Linked DNA regions of Homo sapiens: region 2 is linked to region 1. The links are chromatin loops, found by intact Hi-C in ENCODE. Cell type or tissue: heart right ventricle. All regions are shown on one strand. Each heading gives the region's core, and the rest is flanking DNA. Links, peaks and the distances in the headings are about the cores only.

The links. A loop is a pair of places that touch in the nucleus more often than their neighbours do. Peaks named below come from ENCODE experiments on the same cell type or tissue, not always from the same donor. Only the 100,000 strongest peaks of a DNase experiment are listed, where the experiment ranks them.
Region 2: a loop joins it to region 1, with 2.4 times the contacts of the local background. A loop is called at or near these places in 15 of 110 quality-filtered maps.

The regions. Positions count from the first base shown.
Region 1 is chr6:56,474,061-56,479,899 of GRCh38, reverse strand. DST (dystonin) reads left to right here. Exons shown (of 104, transcript NM_001374736.1): 91 at 2,412-2,555; 92 at 3,563-3,751. Among named protein-coding and RNA genes, the nearest start is that of COL21A1, 230 kb to the right of the region's middle. In heart right ventricle, for the core only: no CTCF peak of the experiment used is centred there; a DNase peak (open chromatin) is centred at 3,627; H3K27ac peaks cover 1,760 bases.
Region 2 is chr6:56,590,307-56,596,145 of GRCh38, reverse strand. It overlaps DST (dystonin), which reads left to right. Exons shown (of 104, transcript NM_001374736.1): 48 at 1,953-2,483; 49 at 3,788-3,964. Among named protein-coding and RNA genes, the nearest start is that of DST-AS1, 250 kb to the left of the region's middle. RefSeq lists an enhancer at 1,996-2,255. In heart right ventricle, for the core only: CTCF peaks have their summits at 445 (motif pointing right), 2,848 and 3,051 (motif pointing right); DNase peaks (open chromatin) are centred at 457 and 3,005.

The DNA.
Region 1 (5,839 bases), core at 578-5,577:
TTGCTATATGAGTATATTGAGTAATAGTAGGGACTGGACTTGTTTTATACCAGTCATCCAAATGTTAAACACGGTACCCAATAGGTAATGTTTCAACTCTCAGGCCCCTGTGATCCTCCGTGCTTTTTGGAGTCTTCAGTGTCTATTATTTCCATCTTTATGTCCATGTGCGCCCATTGTTTGGCTCCCATTTATACATGAGAACGTGTGATATTTGATTTTCTGTTTGAGTTACTTCACTTAGGGTAATGCCTTCCAGCTCTATGCATGTTGCTGCAAAGTACATGATTTCATTCTTTTTTATGGCTGCATAGTATTCCATGGTATATATGTACCACATTTTTTTTTAATCCAATCAACTGTTGATGGACACTTATATTGGTTCTATGACTTTGGTATTGTGAATAGTGCTGGAATGAACATATGAGTGCTGTTGTCTTTTTGATATAATGATTTCTTTTCCTTTGGGTAGATACCGAGTAGTGGAATTGCTGGGTCAAATGGTAGTTCTAATTTTAGTTTTTTGAAATATTTTCATACTGTTTTTCATAGGCATCGAACTAATTTATATTCCCACCAACAGTGTATAAGCACGCCCTTTTCTCAGCATCCACATCATTTGTTGTTTTTTCACTTTTTAGTAATAGTCATCCTGACTTGTGTAATATGATATCTCAGGGTGGCTTTAATTTGTGTATCTCTGATAATTAGTGATGTTGAGCATTTTTCATGTGTTTGTTGGCTGCTTGTATGCTTGTATTTCTTCTTTTGAGAAATGTCTGTTCATGTGTTTTTCCCAGTTTTCAATGGAGTTGTTTGTTGTTTTCTTGTTGAGTTGTTTGAGTTCCTTGCAGATTCTGGATATTAGTCTTTTTTCAGAGGCATGATTTGCAAATATTTTCTCCCATTCTGTAGGTTAACTGTTTACTCTGTTGATTCTATCTTTTGTTGTGCAGAAGCTTTTTTATTTAATTAAGTCCCATTTGTCTATATTTGTTTTTGTCACATTTGCTTTTGGGATCTTTGTCATAAATTCTTTGCCTAGGCCGATGTCCAGAAGAGTTTTTTTAGGTTTTCTTGTATAGTAAAACACCTATATTTCAAAGTGAACACCCCTGTTCACATAGTGTGAGTAGCATGGGCATCATCGATCTCTGCGGCCTCTGGCACTCATTGTGTAATCAAGTAATCGCTCTTGGTGCAGGGGTCCAGAGAGACTGGGGTGTTTGCAGATCTCTAACATTCTATATGAGATTTTGGAAGCGTGTCACATTTTTAAGGGCAAAGATTCTCATTTTGTAATCACATTTTCAGAGTTCTATGATCTGTCTTATCTATGGATATAGTTCTGATGGTAGAAAGTACAATTAAGTATGTGAGACATTTGTAAAACATTTATTTGAAAGATCATCCTTGAGGATGTCAAGGCTTTGTTCATTCCGCTTGCTGGCAGAGACTGGCTAGAACTGCCAGAACAGAGGAGAGTGGCTCTTACTGGCATTTTAAAGGGACAGTTCTCACATGGGCTGACCTGCTGTCAGGCTCACTCTTCCAACCTCCCCTTCACTTTTTACTGCATAGACACTTTGGGCCCTCTCTCCCATACCCCCAAACATTTATCTTTCCTTACCCAGGCTTCTCTCTACTTTGTACTTTTTTATTCATGCTGCCATATTTCCTGGCATAGTTAATGCTATTTTAAATATTAACCTCCTTACCTTATTTGTTAGAACTTATTTTTGGTCAATCAGTATTGTTTCTATCTCTAGCAATACTGTCTCTCCCAATGCTATTCTCCATTAATAACATAATTATATCTAAATTTGGGAGAGTTATTTTTTTGTATAATACAGTTTTTGAAGCATGAAATATCCTATAAAGTTGGCCCTCTGTATCCAGATATTCAAAAATAAAATGGTTAAAAATATTCAAAAATAAAATGGATGGTTGCATCTGTACTGAAGATATACATACTTTTTTCCTTGTCATTATTACCTAAACAATACAGTATAACAACTATTTACAACAATTTACATTGTATTAGGTATTATTAGTAATCTAGAGATGATATGAAGCATATGGGGAGGATGTACTTAGGTCATATGCAAATACTACATCATTTTATATCAGGGACTTGAGCATCATTGGATTTTATTATGCACGGTATCCTGGAACCAACTCCCCTTGGATTCCAAGGGATGACTGTACTTGTATTTTGAAGTACATGTTAGAAAGTACTTTGTTTTCTATTTTGTCCCCTTTTCCTCCCCAATTAGTAGATGATTTTCACTGTGAATAAACCAATTGAAGTTTTTGTTTATTTGTTTAATTCTGGCAGTCAAACAAATGCCACCAGAGTTTTGTTTTCAGCCAATGCCAACAGTTAATTGAAGTCTTTGTTTCTGCTGTAGGAATTCATGAAGAAACTGGAAGAAAAGAGAGCTGAACTAAATAAAGCCACCACTATGGGCGACACCGTTTTGGCTATCTGCCACCCCGACTCCATCACTACCATTAAGCACTGGATAACAATCATCCGGGCGAGGTTTGAGGAGGTCAGTGTGTCTCAGATAATCTTCAGAGTAGCAATAGCTTTGAGAGTTGAGGGGTGTGGGAAATTTCAGGAATTAAGATGCACTTATGGCCATGGGAAAATGAGACCTCTACATAGAAAACGTTCTTTTAAATACGCTTCTTGTATGCATTACAATCTCTGCAATTCACTTTTCTTTAAAAGCTCAAAGAAATTTTGCAGCTATGTCCCTGGAAAATTAGAAGGCAAATATTTAGTACACTGTATAACATTTTGGCCTCCTTCCACATTGTTTCTGTTGAATAATCCAGCAGTTGGATGGTGTTTCGGAGCAGTATATACTGGTGGAGTGAATTGGTATACATAAAGTGAATTAATTCTGTATTTAATATCTTAGCTTTTTTTTTTCTTTCTTTTGACGGAGTCTCGATTTATTGCCCAGGCTGGAGTGCAGTAGCTGGATCTCGGCTCACTGCAACCTCTGCCTCCTAGGTTCAAGCAGTTCCTCTGCCTCAGCCTCCCGAGTAGCTGGGATTACAGGCGCGTGCCACCATGCCCAGCTAATTTTTTTGTATTTTTAGTAGAGATGGTTTCACCAGGTTGGTCAGGCTGATCTTGAACTGACCTCGTGATCCGCCCACCTCGGCCTCCCAAAGTGCTGGGATTACAGGCGTGAGCCACCACGCCCTGCCAGTATCTTAGCTTTTTACATTTCTACTCTGTGCCACATGGAGTAAGCTTACCTGATCCTTCAGAGAATGCATATTTGAACTCAAATTAGAAAGCAAAAGGAAGCCTGAGTGATTGACATGCATCTTTAAATTCTGAAGATGATGAACATCATCGTGGGCTCTCATGTCCTCCTCAAGCCAGATCTTGATGCCACTAATGGAATCTAAAAAGACCAGAAGCATTATGGGTCTAGCTCAGGATGATCCTAATTTTCATTTAAAATTTATTTATTTTACATCACTGCAATTATTTTACTAAGTTGGAGGAAATTCAGAGAAATTTCTGTTTCTCTGACAGGTGCTGGCCTGGGCAAAGCAACATCAGCAGAGATTAGCAAGTGCTCTGGCTGGGCTTATTGCCAAACAGGAATTGTTGGAAGCTTTGCTGGCTTGGTTGCAATGGGCTGAAACTACACTTACTGATAAGGATAAAGAAGTCATCCCCCAGGAGATCGAAGAGGTGAAAGCACTCATTGCAGAACACCAGGTAAAATAAATATAATCCTAACTCCTGTTAACCATTATCTCAGATATTTTCTTTCTTTCACTGCTGTACTTCTCAAAACATTGCTTTGTTCTCGTTATTTTCACTTCTTCAGACTCCTCAGCTCCTTACAACTGTGTTTCCAACTCTGCAACTGCCCTAAAACCTCTCTTTACAGGAACCCTCTGTGACCTTTGCAAAACTTTCCTTCTTTGTCCTCTGTGGGGTTACACTCGTGGTATTGTCTCACGTTCACTCCTGCCCTCCCTTTTGCCTTCTAAATGTCAGCTCTCCTTACTCCTTAGGTGTTATCCTCAGCTCTCTATTTCTCTCACTCTGTTCCCTCTTTTGGTGATCTCACCCACCTCCACCTCCCTGGCTTCAGTGGGTACAAGGTACCCACATTAAGGTATCCACATTAAATGTGGATGCATTATGTTCACATTGCATTAATCAAACAAGGTTTGATTGCTCTGCATTTTTATGTCTGTGAAGATGACTGTCATCACTTGAAATACATCATATGAAAAAGGGAACGTGTTGTCTTTCTTAGGAAAAGCAGCCTTCCTATATATCCTTCTTGTTTTAAACTCAAATGATGGGTGTCACACTCACTTTGATTTACTTGATTGCTCACAGTTTGTTTAATATGCATTTACAAAGAGAAATATTAAGTGTTAGCTCAGTTGGTTAAGCAATTAATGTTGCCATTATTTTGTGTGTGTGTGTGTGTGTGTGTGTGTGTGTGTGTGTGTGTTTTAAAAGCCTAATAAGACATCAATGTCTATAATGGCTCTAAGTGTACCAGGTCATGTTTCCTGTGATCAGAGGTATTAGAGTTCTTCAGTGTGACAAATATTCCAGAAAGGTGTTACTTCACTTTTCCCTTTTGTCTGGGTCTCCTTTTCCCCATCACTTTTCACAGTCTCTGCCTTTCCACAGCCTTTGCTGCATATTCCAAATAGAGGGATACCTAGTAAATAATAATAATAAGCCCAAGGAGATGAGATAAGCAGTGGCAAGATAGTTAAACCTTTTAAATACAATGGTAGTATACTTTAACCCAAATAGTTTTTACCACCCTTGGAATAGCCTATTTATGAATATTTTGATATGTCCACATTAAATGTGGATGTATTATGTCATAATATATCAAAGAGCCATCTTTTTTTTTTTTTTTTTTTTTTTTTTGAGAGGCAGGGTCTCACTCTGTTGCCCAGGCTGGAATGCAATGGCACAGTCGTGGCTCACTGCAGCCTCAAGCTCCTAGGCTCAAGTGATCCTCCCACCTCAGCCTCCTGTGTAGCTGGGACTACAGGCACATGCCACCTGGCCTAATTTTTGAATTTTTTGTAGAGACAGGGTTTCACTATGTTGCCTAATCAAAGCCATCTTAAATATTTCAAATATGTAGGTGAAATGTGCCACAGAAAAGTTCTTGGAAACATCCCAGCTACCTAGTTTGTTTGTAGACAGATGCTTACTAAAGATTCTTCTGAGGAGCTTGGAAACTTGAGTTTGGTTGATGCACAGACAGGTTATTTTATTCACATGACTTCTCCCATGTGTCCATGCAGGTTATTCCACTAAAACAAATTATTTTTATTTTCAATTTACTCTCTTTACAAGCATTAACATTTTATTTATTTATTTATTTATTTTTGAGACGGAGCAGAGTCTCACTCTGTTGCCTAGGCTGGAGTGCAGTGGCACAATCTCGGCTCACTGCAACCTCTGCCTCCCAGGTTCAAGCGATTCTCCTGCCTCAGCCTCCCAAGTAGCTGGGACTACAGGCGTGCACCACCATGCCTGGTTAATTTTTGTAATTTTAGTAGAAATGGGGTTTCACCATATTGGTCAGGCTGGTCTCAAACTCCTGACCTCAGGTGATCCACCTGCCTTGGCCTCCCAAAGTGCTGGGATTACAGGCATGAGCCACTGCACCTGGCCACATTTTATATTCTTTAGAAATTAGTAAATGCCTGCAGTATGATGGTTTAGATTTTTTTTACCCTAAAGATAAAGCATATGATTTATTCTTCTTCAGAAATAATAACATGGTTCTTTTATCCTTCTGCTTTTAGTTCATTT
Region 2 (5,839 bases), core at 223-5,222, 120 kb before region 1:
GAGGCAGGAGAATCGCTGGAACCCAGAAAACAGAGGTTGCAATGAGCCAAGATTGTGCCACTGCCCTCTGGCCTGGCGACAGAGCGAGACTCCATCTCAAAATAAATAAATAAATAAATAAGTAAATAAATAAATAAAAGAAAGAAAGTCCTAATCTGGCAGCATGGAGAGAGGGCCAAAGCACCTGAGCCAGGAACGTCTAGCTTTCAGTAGTTGTCCCATATGTCCTGGGCCAAGCCATTCTCTTCCTTCAGCCTAAGAGTCCTCATCTGTAGGAGGAAGGGGATGGATCTGATCATTTATATGGTGTTGCATATGTCTGTCCATGCTATTTTGTGCAAAGCCCTTCTCGGGGTGGGGTGGGGGTAGCATATGAATGTATTTCAAATACCAAAAACACAAGTCTGTGGGAAAGAAGTTAGTTAAAAATATTTACTATGTGCCCACTAGGTGGCGGGCACTGTTATAGACAGTGAGGATACCAGTGTTAATGAGCCAGTTCTGAGCTGACTAATTGGGATCAGACTTACAAGTGAACGGCTGCCCCATAGCAGTGCTTCTAAGGAAGTCCTTTTCACAGCATAGAGTTATTCTTACTCAGCTCCTGTGTGCCAGCACTGTTCTAAGTACTTGGGATTACACAGTGAGCAAAATAAATTCCCTGTGCCCCCCTTGCACACTAGTTAGTGAGAATGTTACAGTAGACAATAACTAAGTTATATGGTAGGTTAGAAGGCAGTGAGTACTAAGGGAGAAAAGGAGTTAGGTAAGGGTGGTTGAGTGTGGGGTGGGGGACCAGTTTTCAGCATTTAAACGGGACTCAATGGAGATGGGTGCAATTAGCCAAGCAGATATCTGATGAAAGAGCTGTAACTAGACAACAACAGGAGAAAAAGCTCCTAAAGTGTTTACCAGGGTGGGGATGGAGGTAAGGGTGGGAGCAGCAAAGAATCTGGAGGTAATAAAAGGGGCTCTGGGGTAATGGGAGCGGGTCATTTGGCTCCATGTAAGCCATTATAAGAAATGTGGGAAATTGCCCAGAAGGATTAGTATCCTTTTTGCCACACTTGTATGGCAAATTGGGGTGAATGGAAGAAGATGCTTATGGCTGGAGGGAAAGGGACTTCACCTACCTGATGCCTCCCTGCTTCCCTGAAGACTGAGGGGATCAGTAGCTCTGCACACCTGTGACTTGCCTGCAGCACACCTGCCTGGGAGCCCTGCCTTCCTGCCTTCAGAGTGGATTTGAATTTCTGGCACATGCCCAGCTCTGCAGGAAGTGCTCTACATATGTGATCTCATGTACTCCTTAACAGCAACCTGTGATGTGTAGGAGTTATTGTCTCCATTTTCACATGCAGGAAACTGAGGCCCAGTGAAGCTGAGTAGCTCCAGGATTCTCTTTTATTATATCTGCTTCTCTAATGTCCATTGGGCTTCTCTGAATGTACAGTGTTCTTGCTTAGTTATTTTTGAAACCTTTTTAAAGCTTAAAGTTACAGATTCTTTTTCCCTATTTAAAAGTTTTTCCAGGATCATTTCGTAATAAAAAATATTATACTTGTTTGTCCAAAAATTAGGTAAAGACATTCTTTTTTGGGTAGTTGTGAGAAAGCAGGGAATAAAATGAGATCAGATTATAGACACTTATTTTAAAATTGGAATAGAAATTGGTTTTTCTAAACTTCTGAAAAATGGTGTCTGTCCTATCTGATTAAGTACATAGAGAAGATTGGAAATTTTCTTTAAAATAAGATTAGCATGCTCAAAATGCCTTGTTATTCTGAAATCCACCAATAAAAGGGAGTACGGTATAGCTTGAAAAGGGGAATGAGAAGCAAGTTGTAGCCCTGTAGATCATTGAAACCTGTCAGTCTTGAGGCGGCAAGGAGCTCCCTGCAGGTGTTACCCCGTTACTGCTTGAAGATTATGATCAATTTGTTTTCACATAGGCCCAACACGAGAAGATCATCTCTCAGCACCAAGCAGTGATCATAGCCACTCAGTCTGCACAAGTGTTGCTTGAGAAACAGGGTCAGTATCTCTCTCCTGAAGAAAAAGAGAAACTGCAAAAGAACATGAAGGAACTGAAAGTGCATTATGAAACTGCACTGGCTGAGTCAGAGAAGAAAATGAAGTTAACTCACTCTCTGCAGGAAGAATTAGAAAAGTTTGATGCTGACTATACCGAGTTTGAGCACTGGCTACAGCAGTCAGAACAAGAACTTGAAAACCTGGAGGCAGGTGCAGATGACATCAATGGTTTAATGACCAAATTGAAGAGGCAGAAGAGTTTCTCAGAAGACGTTATTTCTCACAAAGGTGACTTGAGATACATCACAATTTCTGGAAACAGAGTGTTGGAAGCTGCCAAATCTTGCAGCAAGAGAGACGGTGGCAAGGTTGATACTTCTGCAACCCACAGAGAAGTGCAGCGCAAGTTGGATCATGCTACTGATCGGTTCAGGTCTCTCTACTCTAAGGTAATGTTATTTTGATTTTTTAAGGGAAAAGTCAATCTGCAATTATAGTTTTCAATTATAGTTTTGGAACAAGAGGCAAGAAACCTAAAATCCAAAACAGGAGGAAAAGGTAGCTTTAGCCTACTTCTATTTTTTTTTTTTTTTTTGAGAAGGAGTCTCACTCTGTCGCCCAGGCTGGAGTGCAGTGGCGTGATCTCGGCTCACTGCAACCTCTGCCTCCCAGGTTCAAGCAATTCTCCTGCCTCAGCCTCCCGACTAGCTGGGACTACAGGCATGTACCCCCACGCCCGTCTAATTTTTTTTCTGTTTTTAGTAGAGATGGGGTTTCACTGTATTAGCCAGGATGGTCTCGATCTCCTGACCTCGTGATCCGCTCACCTCGGCTTCCCAAAGTGCTGGGATTGCAGGCATGAGCCACAGTGCCCAGCCTTCTCTCTATCTTATTCACCTGCTTTACTTCTGAACAATGTATTTAAATATGAGAAACTTAAAGTTACTTTAGTTTTTGAGAGCATGATTTCCAGAAGTCCCAGCTCTCAAATGCTCTAATATCCAGTGTGACCACAAGATGGCGGTTGTGCATTGACTCTAAGCAAAAACAGATGCTTGCAGCCTCTCAAGCTTGGGAACTGGTTTCATCTCAGATTATCCTCTTCACAAACACTGCAGGTGTTTGTCTTGTATATTTGATCAGTATGTTATTTTAATACTTAATGAATAAAAGACTGTTTTGCTTGTTTTACTTCTGTGGTCAAGTAAAAGGTTTTTTTTGAAAAAAAAAAATCTAAGAAAATATTTACTGGTTTGTAATATAATCTGAACAGACTTGCCAAGTTGCATAAATGATTTAAAGACCATCACTGGCTCTTGGACTTTGCTCCATTCTAATATAGACTCTTTGTCTTCCTTTTGTTAATTAACTTGTGCAACATATAGAAATTTATTAAGCACCTTTAAAACCCTTCCATCAAATCGATATCTATACACATGGTGTATCAAAATCTCCTTCCTCTGATGATTGATGTCTTTATCTTTTATTCTATGTTAAGACTCAGCTCTTGTAAATATGTTTTTGAATTGGTATAAATCCAGAACTATCTCTTTATTTTATGGTTACTTTTTGGCTTCTTATAGGGTACCTCTTCATATAAAGGAGGAAATCTTAGCCCAACAGAGTTTTTATTAACTTTGGTGGAAGTCTGGTTTTTTTTCCAAGTTACATATTTTATAGGTCCTAAGATTATTTGATGCATATGAAAATAGTGGGTTTTAATCTCCTACCCCTTTTCTCTTTTGATTGTTAGTGCAATGTTCTTGGAAATAATCTTAAAGATCTGGTGGATAAATATCAACACTATGAAGATGCTTCATGTGGACTTCTTGCTGGACTCCAGGCCTGTGAGGCCACAGCGAGCAAACACTTATCTGAACCTATTGCGGTGGACCCCAAAAATCTTCAAAGGCAATTAGAAGAGACCAAGGTAAAAAGCGAGAGAAAGATCCACATTTCCAGTAGTCTTACTGAAAGGCTTCCAATTTCTCACACTTTTGTGATAGTTTCAGCTAAGAGAGGGGAACAAATGATGTGAAAAGTATACTTCTGCCTCCAGAGGTAGTTTTGACTCTATTTCTCCACAGTACATTCTTTTTTTTTCCGAATTTTTTTTTTTTTTTTTTTTTTGAGATGGAGTCTCACTCCATCGTGTAGGCTGGAGTGCAGTAGTGTGATCTCAGCTCACGGCAACTGCCGCCTCCTGGGTTCAAGTGATTCTCCTGCCTCAGCCTCCCAAGTAGCTGGGACTACAGGCGCCCGCCACCAGCTGGGACTACAGGCGCTAATTTTTGTATTTTTAGTAGAGACGGGGTTTCGCCATGTTGGCTGGGCTGGTCTTGAACTCCTGACCTCAGGTAATCCACCTGCCTCAGCCTCCCAAAGTGCTGGGATTACAGGTGTGAACCACCGCGCCCAGCCTTCCTGATGTTTTCTTAACAGGTTTGACATTGCTGTTATGGCTTGTGACGTGCCCCTCCATCCCCAAACAAAACTCAGTATTTTCCTGGCCACTTATTTATCTTTATACTTACTTATCTTGTTCACTGTTTTTTCCTCCATTAGAATTAAGCTCCACAAGAACACGTGTCTTTGTCTGCTTTATTCATTGCTGTATTCACAGCACCTAGAATATTACCTGGCCCAAAGTTGGTACTCAATAAATATTTGTTAAGGAATGGACAGTTGGAAGGGAAGAAGGGATGCTACCATCATATTCAGCGGTTCTAAGGACCAGGATTAGGGTTCTTACTGAATATCTTCATGATTCATAGAGATACAAACTTGAATAATTACTCAATACAGTTCTCAAAAAGTCCACCTGCTCTTTCAGAAATACAGGCTTGGTGTCAAAACTGCATAACAGTGCGATTCTCAGTCATACAGTGGTGGAGAGTTCTTAAATCTATTTTTATAATGTAAAACTTATTTTAAAATTCTAAAGTAAAGGATGAGAACTAATGTGACCAATAATTTTGAGTTTAAAAGTTTCATTCCATCAATCTATTATATGATTCCATTTCACAGGTTAATAATAGTAGGTTATTACTGCTACAGCTAGAAAATAAACACAGGATTGCCAGTTAGACAGCTGTCTTTCAGAAGTTAATTGCATATTATTTACAGAGTCGAAAAATTGTGCTGTTAGCACGGGAAACAGGTACCCTGCTGGGCAAGCTTAAAGTTAGGTATTGCCTGAGATTGACAACTCTGGAAAGCTAAGTCATACCCGGGTGAAATGTGGCAGGTTAATATCAGGCAGAGAGAAGGCCCGTGAAGGGGTGGGAAGCATAGGATGAGAGCAGGGAAGGAGGTCAAGCTGGGAGGTCAAGAGGGTGGAGGGCACTGCTTCTTTCCCAGGCTGAAGAGTTTATCCAGCCCTTCACTGGACACTAGGGAGATGATGTGGGCCAGGTCAGCATCCCCAGATCCATGCAGCCTCCTCAGGGTTGCTTCCTTTTTTCCAATGTGCATTTTCAGTCCTGTTTTTTTTTCTTTCTCCTTTCCACAGGTACAAGAACAAATCTATCTTAATTAAGTTTTTATATCCCCATGTATTGTATATTCAAGGACAAGATATGTGGTGGGGGTAGAGGAGATACTGTGACATTAAGGTCATTATTTTAGTAGGAAATACGTATCATTTAAAATAATTATTGATTGCATATATTACATTTAATTAGGAAGTTATTTTAAGTATAGAAAATGCATAAAATAGAAATAACACATTTTAAGTTAGATCTATATTAGTAAACAGATTATACTGCATATAAAAGTAATTTTTATATAACTAGAGCAGAAAAAG